Regions from separate parts of the Mus musculus genome. Here region 2 is linked to region 1. The links are chromatin loops, found by intact Hi-C in ENCODE. Cell type or tissue: heart. All regions are shown on one strand.

The links. Peaks named below come from ENCODE experiments on the same cell type or tissue, not always from the same donor. Only the 100,000 strongest peaks of a DNase experiment are listed, where the experiment ranks them.
Region 2: it touches region 1 in a loop (2.1-fold over the local background); 2 of 42 quality-filtered maps call a loop at or near these places.

The regions. Positions count from the first base shown.
Region 1 is chr2:85,282,585-85,285,084 of GRCm38, forward strand. No RefSeq gene overlaps it. Among named protein-coding and RNA genes, the nearest start is that of Olfr987, 48 kb to the right of the region's middle. In heart, a CTCF peak has its summit at 1,260 (motif pointing right); a DNase peak (open chromatin) is centred at 2,337; H3K4me3 peaks cover 282 bases; H3K27ac peaks cover 531 bases.
Region 2 is chr2:85,523,538-85,526,037 of GRCm38, forward strand. No RefSeq gene overlaps it. Among named protein-coding and RNA genes, the nearest start is that of Fads2b, 5.9 kb to the left of the region's middle. In heart, no CTCF peak of the experiment used is centred here; no DNase peak of the experiment used is centred here.

The DNA of each region.
Region 1 (2,500 bases):
CAGTCTCCTCTGTGTAGATTGCTTTTTACATGCAGCTACTTCGAACAGTTTTAAATTTTTAATCATTCCAGAATTATTTTTAGGATGCATGGGAGATGGAAGGAGTTTAGTGCAATCAGAGTTCTCAGGTAGAATTACTCCCATGGGCCAGTCTGTCCTGGTCTCTTTTATAGTGGATGATTCTGACAAAGTCCCATCAAATGATTTTTCCTTTCAGCATCTAGGGTCTCCCGTGTGGCAGGTAAGCACTCTCCCAATAGACTCCATCTGCATCCTTTGATTTCTATGAGGCTCCCCACACTACAAGTCCTCTAAACTTTACTAAAACATTACACTTCTGTACTTCACATGGTCAGTCAGAGACGGGAGCGAGAGTATGGTTTTGATCACTTTGGAAGCTTCTGTCTAAATCAGTGCAAGGGGAATGAGTTTGAGATGTGTTATGCAAGGTAGGATTCTTTTTTGGAGATTCTCTGGCTAGTGTACAAGGAGGTCTAGAAATATCTGAGGAAACCTTTTTGGTAAACTTTTTTCATTGCACAGGTATACATGCTTGTGGTAATGGGGTCAACGGCTGTAACTTTCCAGGATTTACCAGAGGCCCTCAGTAAACTTTTAGAGCTATGTCTGATCTACCATTTCTCTAGGCTTGTCTGAAGTGGCCCTCTGAAGGCTGTGAGAAGAAGCCCTGGTCCTCTCTGTACTTTACCTTCTCTATTGGTCAGCACAGGTCCGAAAACCTCTTTCTAGTTTTCCTCTCCCTGTGTAGTCTTGGGTACATAACATATGCCCTGTAACTCTATTCTCTTTTTCAAAAAGATTAGCAGTAGCAACAGGATTTTATTTAATGTATTTTTTCCAGGCATTTCTTTAAACACTTATAGCTGATGCTCTCATTTCAATATTCTTAATAATTTTGTGAAAGAAACACTATTATTCCCTTTCTTTTATAAATAAATGAATATGCACAGAGAGACTGACTTACCTATCTATGATAATACAACTGTATGTTGTAGTTGAAATCCAAAGTCACATGGACTGCCTCTAAATATCAAACCTCACCCCCCTAAGAAAACAATCACTTATATTATTTCTATCACACTAACAACAATGGCAATATTATGGTTAGTGTACTATTTGAAGGCATGCACAGTATGGTTGAGCCTAAACACCAAGTAAATCATTTAACTGATGGGACCTTGTGATTCCTCACTTTACCAACAGAGGGCAGTAATGGTGTCCATGTCAAGGGGTTAAAAGATTTAAATGGAGGTCAGGAGAGGTGGCCCAGAGTACTTAACCAAGAGTACTGACTGCTCTTCCAGAGGTCTTGGGTTCAATTCCCAGCAACCACACGGTGGCTCACAACTATCTATAATGGGATCTGTTGCCCTCTTGTGGTGTCTCTGAAGAAAGCCACAGTGTACTCACATACATAAATAAATCTTTAAAAAAAAAAAAAAAAAAAAAACAACTTTTGCCGGGTGTGGTGGAGCACGCCTTTAATCCCAGCACTCGGGAGGCAGAGGCAGGCGGATTTCTGAGTTCGAGGCCAGCCTGGTCTACAAAGTGAGACCAGGACAGCCAGAGCTATAAAGAGAAACCCTGTCTCGAAAAACAAAAAAAAAAAAAAAAAAAAAAAAAAAAAAAAAAAAAAGAAAAAAAAGAAAAAAAAGATTTAAATGAACTGGGCTTGTGCTACAGGGTGGATTTATTTTTCTTTGATAAGACAAATATCGCTGATTATATTAATAATTTTTAAACTGTATATAGCTCCTATGATTAAGCACACTCTTGTGTTTACATAAATTTGGACTGTTTTGATTTTCTGTAGCTTGCTTAGTCCAGAATTTGGCTTAGTATAACTATTCATTCCTTACCTTCGTCCATTCCTACTCCTCCCCGACCAGCCTCCACAAGCTAAGAGAACACAGAGATTTCAGTCACTTATTTTGTATAGCTGGAGAGAAAGAGCATGAACATTCTGCCACAGTTTCTTCACCTAGGAAGGCAGAACGAGCAGATTACCCACCTAGTAGGTGTTTGTAAAGGATTTGACCTTCAAGAAGCTGCAGACTACCTCTCACCGTGTCAATTGCTCAGCACACAGTAGTGAGAGTTTTTATTTTATTGCCACTGTCCCTGGAAAGAACCTGCTTGCCTGGGTGCAGAGGAACAGGAGGCTGGCTCCAGCTCCAGATGGCTGCTCTCCTCTGTTCCCTGCTGCCAGCTCAGCAGTGTGTGCTTGGGAGAGACGGGACAATAGTCAGGGAGAGGAGGAGGGAGGTCTTCGAGAGCCCAAATGGCTTTTTGTTCCATAAAAAGCCTGGAATCAGGCTGCCATAGCGGCCTGGGTATTTTTGTGTCTTTGTAGCTTCTATTTCGAGTGTAAAGTTGGCGTGGGAGTGTTTTCCTTTATTTCAGGCCATAAGTAGTTGTTGAGCAACAGCTGTTTTAAAAGATAATCTTTGAGGTACTGAGATGTGGCTTGAAGAAACAT
Region 2 (2,500 bases), 240 kb after region 1:
CCACAGACAAAGGCTTCTCAGAGTTAGTCATAGAAGCTTCTTTCTGCAGAGACTGATGAATACAGAGACTCATGACTGCATGAGGTCCTGAGAATAAGGAAACTTTGATTGTTCCGTTCAAACTAGAACATGTATACCACCTTCCTTAAGGCCCAGGGCACACCATGAAAAGGAGAATCAGAAGGATGCAGTGCATAGAAGAGGCAGAGAAGGGCAAGAAATGCTGTCTTCTGGTTATCTCATGTAAATGAAATCATGAACTGACAACAACTGTGGTTGATGGCACTAGATCTGAAAAAAAAAGAAAGAAAGAAAACTGGGGGCTAGAGGGTTCACTCAGCAGTTAAAAGCTCTTATCACTTTTGCAGAGGACCAAGGTTTAGATTCTGAGCATCTAACTGGTGGCTTACAATTGTCTGTAACTCCAGTTCCAGGGATGCCCTATTCTGACCCCCAAACATATACACAGGCAAGATATGCTTAGAATAATAAAATAGTTAAAAACACTTGGGGCTGCTAATAGCCAGAAGTGAATAGTTCTGCTGACATATTGGATACTGATGGATTCAGGGGAAAAGAGTCATTATTCTCAGTTGTGTAGCCACTGGTGAAACCACCAAGCTTCACTGAATAGTTCCAAACTCATAGACATGGAGATGGTGCTGGCTAAACTCAACGGGCTCTCCAAAACTAAAGACACCAACATGGAAAAGGGACTTGTAGGGATGGAAGGGCCATGAACAAGGATGGAAGGGAGAGGAAATGTTATGTGTGTGTATATGGTGGAGAGGATAGTAAACAGGATGCGTTATGTGTGTGTGTGTGTGTGTGTGTGTATCCACACACACACACACACACACACACACACACATGAGAAGAAATTCTAAGCTACCTGATGGGTTTACCCATTATACACCCTTTCTGTTTCATGCTCCTCACGCCTTCCAGCCTCTGGTAAGCACCAGTAAGTGCCTCTCTTCTGTGTTTCACAAAACATCTTCCAGCTTCATTACTGCAGCAAAACTTTCATGGCTGAAGAATTTTGCCTCACACATGCGCGAATGCGCACAGGTATGTGTGTGAGTGCACATACGTGTGCGCGTGCACACGTGCAATACACTGTGAACCACACTTGCCTTATGTATAAACCTCAATGTACATTTTGTTTGCTTCCACTTCTGTGCTATTGTGAATAGAGTTCCAATGAGCATGAGAATATAGCTGTCTCTTTGACCTACAGACATACCTTCCTTTGGATATAAAAAGAGCTGTAGGAACTTTTAGATCATAAGGTAGTTCTATTTCTTTATCTTTCTTTGAGGGACGTCTATGCTCCTTTTCTACAGTGGCTGTGCTAATTTGCATTCCTACCTGCTGCAGATTAATTCTCCAAGTCCTCAGCTGTGTATATATCTCTGAGTTAGGATGGTATCCAATGACAACACATACTCAAAGAACAATTGCTCCCGTCAGGTAGTGAGTCTTTATGGTAATTTGATTTCCCTGCAGGATATATGAGGATAGACAGCTAAATGGTCAGGGCAAAAGAAGAACAATCATGAATAAATTGATGGGAAAAGCATCAAGTATAGGTCATAGGCTGGAGGCAGGCTGATGGTTCCTTTTTTTTTTTGTTGTTGTTGCTGTTTTTTGTTTACTTTTTTTTTTTTTGTCATCAGCACAGGGTTGGTTTTCTGATCCTCCACAGTATCACTCTGAATTTCCTTTTCAGCTTCCCTCTCTTTGCTGTCTTTTCTCTCTCCTTCAGCACATCTTTGTTGTAAAAGATAATGGGCTATACCATGACTTTTATGTGTGTATTGGCCTGTGGAGACCAAAGGACAAAATCAAATAGTATTCCTTAGATATAGCTCATCTTTCTTTTTAAGGCAGGACCATACTCTCTTGGAGCTTATCCATTACTTTAGGATAGCTGGCTAGCAAGTTATCTCTGTCCCAAGCCAGAACTGCAATTATAAATGCATATTGCCACACCTGACTTTCTTTTGGTAGGTTGTGTAGCTTAAACTCAGGTCTTCGTGCTTATGTGGCAAGCACTTTACCAGCTGAGCCATCCATCTCCCTTGTCCCCTCATTGGGACATTTTCAAACACATATAAAATGAATTTTGGTTCTAATCATGGCTCCATTACCCTCTTAGTTTTATTTACACATTTCTTACCTTTTTCCTTTCCCCCAAAGTCCTGCTCTTCCTTCCATTTTACTTCTGTTGTTTAAATCTAGATCACATCAATATGACCGTTGCCTAGTTCTTTAATGTCCTAAGCCAACCAAAAAGGTGACACTTGTGACAGTCTTGTAGTAGTGCTTTACAAATGAGATAATCATTCTTTGGGGTGAAAATGAAAGTCATCATATCCTATCTGAGATTCAGATACCAGCAAATGCTGCCTGTAGGTACAAGACTCAAATTAAACAAACAGGGAAAGATCTTTCAACTCTTTTATGCTACTTCTTTTTGAAAAGCTTCCATGTATAG